Regions from separate parts of the Homo sapiens genome. Here region 1 is linked to region 2. A link is an interaction called in ENCODE POLR2A ChIA-PET data of the cell type or tissue named here. Cell type or tissue: K562. All regions are shown on one strand.

Region 1 (5,000 bases), 170 kb before region 2:
ATCACACAAAGATCATTTTGTTCTTGGCTAGATTTACAATCTTATAATCTTTTGTGCCAAACTCTGACACCTTAAAATATCTAGCAGAGACAAAGATAAAACCCAGACAAAAATGTATGCTGACAATTCAGAAGACATTTCTATTTTTATTTTACCGATTATCTTAAAGCCAGCTTATTTATTAAACATTTACCTAAGTCACGTAAACTTGAAAAATGCTTGGACCCATACACTTAATTTATGAGTGCTCCTTTATTTACTGGCCAATTTTGGTACCCTGCAAAAACAACATATAACATCCAGGAACATATGTACTTGAAAAGATCCAATAGCTTTTCCTAGGGATTCTTGCTGTGAGATAGCAATACAAATTCACCAGTTTATAAACATACTCACACAGGTAAACTTTGTTTTCCCTGATAGGTAATTCAATGAAGGCTATGAACCAAAATTTTGAGTAAAGCACTTTCTATGATAGTTTTATTTTTATTTTATTTTTATTTTTTGAGACAGGGTCTTGCTCTGCTGCCCAGGCTGGAGTGCAGTAGTGCAATCACAGCCACAGCCCACTGCAGCCCTGACCTCCCAAGCTCAAGCTATCCTCCCACCTCAGCCTCCTGTATATCTGGGACTACAAGCGCATGCCACCTTGCCCAGCTAATATTTTAATTTTTTTTGTACAGAAAGGATCTTCCTATGTCGTCTAGCCTGGCTGCAAACTCCTAAGCTCAAGTTATCCTCCTGCTTTGGCCTCTCAAAACGCTGAGATTATAGGCATGAACCACTGTGCATGACCTATAGTTTTATTTTTATTTATTTATTTATTGAGATGGAGTCTCACTTTGTTGCCCAGGCTGAAGTGCAGTGGCATGATCTCGGCTCACTGAAACCTCCACCTCCCAGATTCAAACAATTCTCATGCGTTAGCCTCCCAAGTAGCTGGGATTACAGGCGCCTGCCACCACATCCAGCTAATTTTTGTATTTGTAATAGAGACAGGGTTTCACCATGTTGGCCAGGCTGGTCTCAAATTCCTGACCTCAAGTGATCTGCCCACCTCAGCCTCCCAGAGTGCTGGGATTACAGGCATGAGCCACCACGCCCAGCCTATAGTTTGATTTTTAAAGGCCCAACCTCCCCAGACTCCAAAGAACACTGAGGCCAAACAGTACCACAGAAGAACATCATGTACTAATAAGGCCTTGAAACCACCTTTGCAAAGATGATGACAGTGAGAGAAGTCTAGCATGACTGACTCCGTCTTGCTTCTAGCCTTACAGGCTGGCTGTCCTCATTATTCCTGGGCATAAGCCAAGCTAACCATTGGAGGAATTTATAGTTTAACTTTGAAGCAAGGATGATAACAATCTTTCCCTAAAACTATACCCTCCTTGCTCAGTGACTGAAGCCACATTTATAAAACTAATGAAAGGCCACAACATTAGGATTATGGGAGGGGCCTGGATTCTGTTAAAATGTAGGCATAGTTTCAATAATCTCTTACTGCTCAGGAGTTTGTGGCCAGAGATCACAAGATTCGTGACTTCCCCGATTGCTCCTATAGACAACATTGCTATTGTAGAACGTGATCGGTCTTTTGAGATGTTTTTCAGACTTTGGCACTCTGGCAACCAACTGACCCCACCTGAACCCATGACTCATGACTCAACTGGTCCTGTGGATCCCACCCAGAGGCAGACTCAGTGCACAAGAACAATTTTCTACACCCTTACAGTTTTATCCCCAGCTAATCAGCAGCACCCATCTCCTAGACCTCTGCCACCAAATAATCCATAAAAACCCTAGCTTCTGAATCCTCAGGGAGACTGATTTGAGTGATAACTCCAGTCTTTCTGTTTGGCTAGCTCTGTGTTAATTAAATTCTTTCTCTACTGCAGTATCATGGTCTCAGTGAATTGTTTTTTTCTGTGCAGTGGGCAAGAAAAATCCTTCAGGCAATTATAGCCCAACCTGGCTTTGAACAGCAACATAAAAACCTGGATACATGGAACTCCATCCCACTTTCCCATTCAACAGCAAAATGAGACCCATGGAGGGGCCAGAGCGTTGCAAAAGAATATCCATTGATCAAATTCTCGTTTCTCACAACTATATTGACACACACACACATAAACAAACAATTATCAAAAGCAATTCAACTGCTACAGCAACAAACAAGCCCCAAGTGTGTCCATACTAAAACAGCTGGGGTGCCTTCCTCTCTCAGTTGGTTTTTAAAGGCCAAACCAAACCTTTGGTGGGCAGAAGCCTAGGGAGTGGGTTCTGCTAATTGGTTGGGGGTAAAACTGTAGGGGTGTGGAAAATGGTCCTCGTGCACTGAGTCTGCCTCTGGGTGGGAACCACAGAACCAGTTGAGTCATGAGTCATGGGTTCGGGTGGGGTCAGTGCGTTATCAGAGTGCAAAAGTTGATCTTGTTCCATCTGCAAACAGAAATATCTTCTGAGTTTCCCAAATCAAGAGAAGCCCTCTGGTACCCACCAGAAATCACTCACATGTCCAGACGCAGTTGTGCACACACACAATTACTAATGTCAACAAAAAGAGTCAAACTCTGTAAAATATTTGAAGAGATTTATTCTGAGCCAAATATGAGTGACCATGGCCCATGACACAGTCCCCAGGAGGTCCTGAGAACATGTGCCCAAGGTCGTTGGGGTGCAGCTTGGTTTTATACATTTTAAGGAGGCATGAGACATCAATCAAATACATTTAAGATATACATTTGTTTGGCCCAGAAAGGCGATACAACTCAAAGCAGGGTGGGGCTTCCAGGCTATAGGTAAATTTAAACATCTTCTGGTTGACAATTGGTTGAGTTTGTCTAAAGACCTGGGATCATAGAAAGGAAATGTTCAGGTTAAAAGATTGTGGAGACCAAGGTTCTTTTGAAGTCTTACAGTGGCTGCCCTTAGAAACAATAGTTGACAAATGTTTCCTATTCAGACCTTTAAAAGGTGCTAGACTCTTAGTTAATCTCTTCAGGATTGGGAGGGCCTGAAAGAAAAAGATCTAGCTATGTTAATAGAGATTCTTTACAGATGCACATTTCCCCCCCACAAAGGACAACTTTGCAGGGCCATTTCAAAATATGGCAAAGAAACATGTTTTGGGGTAAAATATTATGACTTTCTTCTTTGTCGTGTAATGTTATACCAGAGTAAGATTGGAAAGTAAGTCACAATATGTAAGTTAAATAAAACCCATCTGGGCTGGGCATGGTGGCTCACGCTTGTAATCCCTGCACTTTTGGAGGCTGAGGCAGGCAGATCACCTGAGGTCAGGAGTTCGAGAACAGCCTGGCCATTATGGTGAAACCCCATCTCTACGAAAAATACAAAAATTGGCAGGGCGTAGTGGCAGGCACCTGTAATTCCAGCTACTCGTGAGGCTGAGGCAGGAGAATTGCTTGAACCCAGGAGGCAGAGGTTGCAGTGAGCTGAGATCGCACCATTGCACTCCAGCCTGGGCAACAGAGTAAGACTGTCTCAACAACAACAACAAAAATCTGATGAGAATTTATGGTTTGTAGAGCATGACTTCTCTAGACCCCTTAGATAGGAATTTGGGCAAGATTTTAAAAATCAGAGCTTAGTTCTCACTAACAAGCCCCAAGAGTGTCCAAACTGAAACAGTCATGGTGCTTTCCTCCCTCCATCATTTGGGCTTATTCAACCTGCAAATGGAAATTCCTTAGAAAATTCCCAAATTGAGAGGAGCCCTTCCTGCTGTCTGGAACCCAGAAAAGACACTCATCCATCCAGACACAGATATCAAATTTCAAAGTCTGTTCTTCCTAGGCAATCAGCAATACATTTGGGGCTGGCAGCAGCAGAGCCAAAGAGAAAAAGATGGAAACCCACCTCCAGCCAAAAAAAGGTCAGACAGCTGTACAGGGGGCTTCTGAAAGTCCCAGTCTGCAGCAGCTGAGCCACAAGCAATGTGTTCCCAGGTAGGGAACCAAAATCTGTTACTGAAATGCCAGGGCTCCAGTCTAGGTCCCGTTGCTCACTGCACAGAAAGCCAATCACCAAGACAATGAGTACTGCCTGGGAAGAAGGCTTTAATTGAGTGCTTTAGCCAAGGAAAATGGGGATCAGTCTCAAATCCATCTCCCTAGTCAACTAAAATCAGGGGGTTATACAGCAGGGAAGAAATGTAACTACATGTGGGAAAACCAGAGTTAGGGAGAGGTAAGGAAGAGGAGTTGGTCAAAGGAATTAGGGAGGGATAAGGAAATCAGGAGGGATGAGGGGTCTGGCATCTCATTGTCTGGATGCAGTGATCTGGTGAGTTTCAATTCGTTGATTTCCTGTGGCAAGAACTCAGATAAGACAAATGCAGGCTTCAAACTTTAAGACCAGGAGGGGGCCAGGCACAGTGGCTCATGCCTGTAATCCCAGCACTTTGGGAGCCCGAGGTGGGTGGATCACGAGGTCAGGAGATCAAGGCCATCCTGGCTAACACAGTGAAACCCTGTCTCTACTAAAAATACAAAAAATTAGCCGGGTTTGGTGGCATGTGCCTGTAGTCCCAGCTACTCAGGAGACTGAGGCAGGAGAATTGCTTGAACCTGGGAAGCAGAGGTTGTAGTGAGCCAAGATCGCACCACTGCACTCCAGCCTGGGCAACAGAGAAAGACTCCATCTAAAAAAAAAAAAAAAAAAAAAAAAAGAAGGGTGAATTTCTACGTTGATCCAAAAGAAGCATCTATGGGACAATCAGGCCAGTTTCATGAGGAATATAAATTGGATCCTGTCATTGCCCTGAATAAAACTTTTCAATGGCTTTCCATTCTGGCCTCCTCCTCACAGCCTTTGAGGCCCTGCCTCTCTCTCCAAGCTTCTCTGGGGCCATCCCCAGAGAAGTGTCACTGACATCGCTCTTCTGGCCTGGACTTCTCTCTGTCCCTTGAGCAGGCCAAGCTCTGAATGTCTGCATGCACCATGCCTTCCACTCTTTACCTGGCTAGTTCCCCACT
Region 2 (5,000 bases):
AGGCCACAGATGAGGGACAGGGGCCTGATGGAAGGAGGCTACAGGAGCAGTTTGGAGTCTCTGGGATCTGGAGTGGCTGGGTGCTGGGGAACCCACCTGTGGCACAAGGTTCTTAAAGCTGGCGATGATGTTGGTGCTCTTGAATTCCTGGTAGTAGCCAAAGCAGCCGGTGACGACAACCACAGCAATGAGAGCGATTGCCAGGTACAGCTGGGGACAGGGAAGGGGTGGGGTTATTCAGAGGGGCCGGAAGCTGCCTGCCTGAGGCCACCGACCTGCTCCCTGGTGCCCTGGTTTTCTTGGTTTTCCCCATGCTTTTCCCCACCTACTAGGAAGCTCCATGCACCATTCCCTGTAGCCTTTAGCCCCCTCCCATGTCCCTCATGTCCCACACTCGCCTGCTCTGTCTTCTCAGTGTCTTGTGTTTCTGTGTATATTTCATATCCTCTGGCCCTGAATCCTCAATCTTCCATGTCCCCATATCTGTGACTTGTGCCCCAAATCACTGTGTGCCTTGGTCTGACGTGTTCCCTTCTCCTGTGTCCCCAAGCCTTGCATTCCCCATGTCCACTGTCCCATGTCTCCTCCTGTCCCCATGGCCTGTATTCCCCGTGTCTCCAGTTTCACATCCTGGGTTTTCCATAATCTGCTGCCACCCTCTGTGTGTCCCCTGGGCCCCCTTGTCCCTGCATCCTCACATCCCCGTCCCTGCGTGTGCTGCAGACCTTGTACGTCATGGTCTGTGTCCTCTGTGGCCACGGCCCCCATGTTCTAGCTCCCCAGTCACTGTGTCCCGTGTCTCCCATGTCTGTGTATCTCCGAGTTCCCATCCTGTGTCCCATGGCCATGACTTTTCGAGCCTCTGTCCCATGTCACATGTCCCTGAGTCCCCATGTCCCTTGCCCTCATCTCTGCCATATGTCCAATGTCCCTTGCCCTGCACCTCCATTTCCTCTCTGTCTCTGTGCTTCTATGTCTCATGTTTTGTGTCTCTCTATGTGCTGTGTCCTGAGGCTTGGGTCCCTGCCCTGGTGTCCTATGTCTGAGTCCCAGGGTCTCCTATTCCCCGTGCCTCAGTCTGTCCTGTGTCTGCACTGCATGTCCTCTGCTTCCAAGTCCCATCTCTTTTTTTTTTTTTTTTTTTTTTTTTTAAGATGCAGTCTCGCTCTGTCGCCCAGGCTGGAGTGCAGTGGCATGGTCTTGGCTCACTGCAACATCCACCTCCTGGGTTCAAATGATTCTCCTGCCTCAGCCTCCCAAGTAACTGGGATTACAGGTGCCCGCCACCATGTCTGGCTAATTTTTGTAATTTTAGTAGAGATGGGGTTTTGCCATGTTGGCCAGGCTGGTCTCGAACTCCTGACCTCAGGTGATCTGCCCGCCTCGGCCTCCCAAAGTGCTGGGATTACAGGCATGGGATTACACGCCCGGCCTCCAAATCCCATCTCTTACGTATCACATTGCCATACTCTTTATGCCCCCACCTATGTCCCCATACCCAAGATTCACCCCAGTGTCCCTGTGTCCTGTGTCCTTGGGTCTGCCCCATCCATATCCCAATGTCCTTCACCCTCCATGACCCCTGTCTTGAGACTGCCTTTCGTGTTCGTCTATCCCCATCCTTCTCTGCCCCTCTTGTCCCAAGTCCCAGGCTCAGTGTCTTCCATCCCCAGGTCCCCATGTCCTGAGCCTGTCCCCACAACATGGCTCACATTGTCGTCGGTGGTGAGGTCCCCCTCACTAGCCTGGATGGCAAAGGCGATGAGGCAGATGGCGGCGGCAACCCACATGAGGCACTGCAGGCCCCCGGCCAGCTGCCTCGCGAACTTGACGTACTCTGGGGTGCCCCGTGGTGGCCGCAGTGCGTTGGGCCCATCCCGCAGCAGCAGCTCAGCAGCCAGGCTCGCAGAGAGGCCCTGGGACAGAGGGGCAGGGCGAGGCGGTCCTGGGGGCTTTCCTCCACATGCACACCCCGTGGAAAGCCCCCTGCTTCAGTTTCCCTTCTCCAGCTTGGTCTGTCCTGCTCCTTCTCATCTCTTTGTCTCTTGGTTCCTGCCCCCACCCCATCTCTCCCTCCCTCCTTCATCTCTCCCTTTGTCTCTCTCTCCTCGCTCCCCTTTCTATGTGTCTCTCTCCTGCTGCTCTCTCCTTATTTGTCTCTGCCTTCTCTGTCTTGCTGTCTCTTTTCAGCTACTCCTCTCTCCGTCTCTGTGTGTCACCCTTTCTCTCTAATGCTTTCTCCCTTCTCTCCCTCTCCCTCTCTCTCCCTCTCTCCATCTCCCTCCCTCTCTCCTCCCCTCCCTCCATCCTTTCCTCTCTCCCTCCCTCCCTCTTTCCTTTTCTGCCTCCCTCCCTCTCTCTATTTCTCCATATCTTCCTCTCTTCATCTCTCCCTCTCTCTCCCTCTCTCCATCTCCCTCCTTCCATCTCCCTCTCCCTCCCTCTCTCCTCCTCCCCTTTCTGTACGCTCCCAGTCTCCAGCTCACCTTGGTGGCACTGGTCTGGTATTTCTGTTCCAGCTCCGCCACTGACAGCTGGTGGTCGTTCTGTGTGGTGGGGTGGGGCAGGGTGCTTGCTCTGGGCTCTCCTGGCCCCCTCCCCGCCCACTGCCTGGTTCCCAGCCTACCCTCCAGCTCCCGCCCCTCCCCAGTCAGAGCTCACAATCTCCATCTCCTTCTTCATGTTCTCCAGCTTCTCCTTCCTCTTGCCACCCCCGCCACCCGCCTTCTTCTTCTTGCTCATCTTGGCAGCCATGTCCCCGCCAGGGCCAGGACCCAGCTCCACCGAGTAGAGCTCATAGTTCTCCTGGGAATGGACAGGATGGAGGGAGGGAGAACTCAGATTCCACTGCAACCCCTGTCCCCACTGCACCCCGGACCCCTGGGCCCCACTCACGGCCTTCCCCATGGTGCCCGGTGCCTGTGCTCCCACCCAACAGAGCCTGGGCCCGGACCAGTCCTGATATACCCAGGGAGGGCGGTGGGGTGGAGCAGAACCGCCCGACCACAGCTGATTACAGGCTCCTTGGGGTGACCTCTAGGCCTGGGCACCTCAGGCATTCCCTCCTGGGCTGGCCCCCCCCTCCCCTGCCCAGATCCCCCCATGTCAACCTGCCCTGAGATCAGGGAGCCCCTGGGAACCGCTGCAGCAACAAGAAGAGCAAACATAAGGTGCTCATTATGCGCTGGGCATTGTGCTGACGGCTTCCATGTGCTAACTTATTTAACCTTCCAATAACCCTTTGAGGGGACAAGACCCTTTACAGATGGGGAAACTGAGGCATGGAGGGGTTGAGTCATTCTCCTATGGCTCCATCACAGGCTAGGACATAATGGAGTGAGAACCAGATCAGCTGGCTGCAGAGTGTCCTCTTTCAGTCTAAATAGCACGTGCCTGATCAACTGGAAGAGGAGGGTGCTCCCACACTCTTTTTTTTTTTCTTTTTTTTTTTGAGATGGAGTGTCACTCTGACACCCAGGTTGGAGTGCAGTGGTGCAATCTCAGCTCGCTGCAACCTCCGCCTCCCGGGTTCAAGTGATTCTCCTGCCTCAGCCTCTTGAGTAGCTGGGACTACAGGCACATGCCACCACACCCAGCTAATTTTTGTACTTTTAGTAGAGACGGGGTTTCACCAGGTTGGCCAGGCTGGTCTCGAACTCCTGACCTCAGGTGATCCACCCGCCTTGGCCTCCCAAAGTGCTGGGATTACAGGCGTGAGCCACCATGCCCTGCCATGCTTACAACACTCTCTATGGTGGCTGAATGTTTACTGAACTCTGACTATTCACTATGGGCTGGGTGTGCTCTGTGTGTCACTCAAATGGTTTCCTTAGCATCTAACAGCAGCCCTGTAAAGCAATATTCTCTTCTTAGCCCCCATCAGGGACTTTGCAGAAGATTTCAACGTCTAAGAATTAGGGACAGGGTTCCAGCCCGGGCTTGACCCCAGGGCTTGACCCCAGAGCCTAGCTCTTCTATGGCACCACCAATGGAAAAACCCAAACTTCACTGCAGCAGCACCACACACATGCCAGGCTCTGCACGTGTGACCTCACGGGTCTTTGCAAAAAACCCTGTGCAGGCAGAACTATCATTCCTGTTGTGCAGAGGGGGAAACTGAGGCTCACAGGGACTCACATATCCAGCTACAGACTTTACAGCTCTCAACCATTCCCCGTCCCTACCCTAGATGGGGAAACCAAGGTGCAACATGGGGAAAGGATGTGTCCAAGGGTCTTGGCTTGATCTTGGTGTTGGGTGACAGATGCCAGGAGGCCTGGGGACTCCCTCCTCATCCCTCAGGTAGGGACCTCCATGGGCAGCAGCAGCGAGGGGCTGGGCCAGTGGAATGGTGGGGACCTTGGTATGTTATGGGGTGAGCGTGTCTCCAGGAGCAGGTGAGCGTGCGCCTGATAAGATAACTGCCCTGGCAATGTCCTTCTCTACTGGGGCAGGTCACCTGGGAAACTCAAAGCTGTTGGGCAGCCAGAGCTCCTCCCCGCACCCACACGGCTGGTCATCCCCAGCCTGCTAGAAGAAACCTCCAAAGAAGAGGTGGCGTGGGGCCACATGCTGTCCTTGTAGTGAATCTACTCGCTCACTGGGCTCCCATCAGCTCTGAGCCATGTATGTCAAACAGCTTGTGTCACCCCCTGCTTACAACCCTCCAAAGCCTTCCCTTCCCACTCAGAATAAACTCTGCACTCCTTCCTGCAACATCTGGCCCTGGTCACCTGTCCTGCCTCTGTTGCTGCTAGGTTTCCAGGGGCACTGACCTCTCTGCTGCACTTTGCACAGACCAAGGTCGTTCCTGCTTCAGGACCTTGGTACTTACAGTTCCTTCTGCCTGGGCCCCCTTCCTTAGATGTCTGCACTGGCTTTCTCACCTCTTTCAGGTCTCAGCTCAAATGTCACCTCTTCAGAGAGTCCATTCTGTAATACTGCACACTGTGTTCTGTTCCTTTACCCCACTGTATTTACACCTCCTACTCCAACCTGAC

What was found. Peaks named below come from ENCODE experiments on the same cell type or tissue, not always from the same donor. Only the 100,000 strongest peaks of a DNase experiment are listed, where the experiment ranks them.
Region 1: POLR2A ChIA-PET joins it to region 2 with 5 read pairs; 2 of 35 experiments call an interaction of 5 or more read pairs at or near these places.

What each region holds. Positions count from the first base shown.
Region 1 is chr19:35,387,224-35,392,223 of GRCh38, forward strand. No RefSeq gene overlaps it. Among named protein-coding and RNA genes, the nearest start is that of LINC01531, 16 kb to the right of the region's middle. In K562, no CTCF peak of the experiment used is centred here; a DNase peak (open chromatin) is centred at 2,348.
Region 2 is chr19:35,560,723-35,565,722 of GRCh38, forward strand. It overlaps ATP4A (ATPase H+/K+ transporting subunit alpha), which reads right to left and starts at 2,936. Exons shown (of 22, transcript NM_000704.3): 1 at 2,896-2,936; 2 at 2,662-2,805; 3 at 2,487-2,546; 4 at 1,713-1,916; 5 at 97-210. The coding sequence starts at 2,907. RefSeq lists an enhancer at 4,091-4,592. In K562, no CTCF peak of the experiment used is centred here; no DNase peak of the experiment used is centred here; H3K27me3 peaks cover 2,985 bases.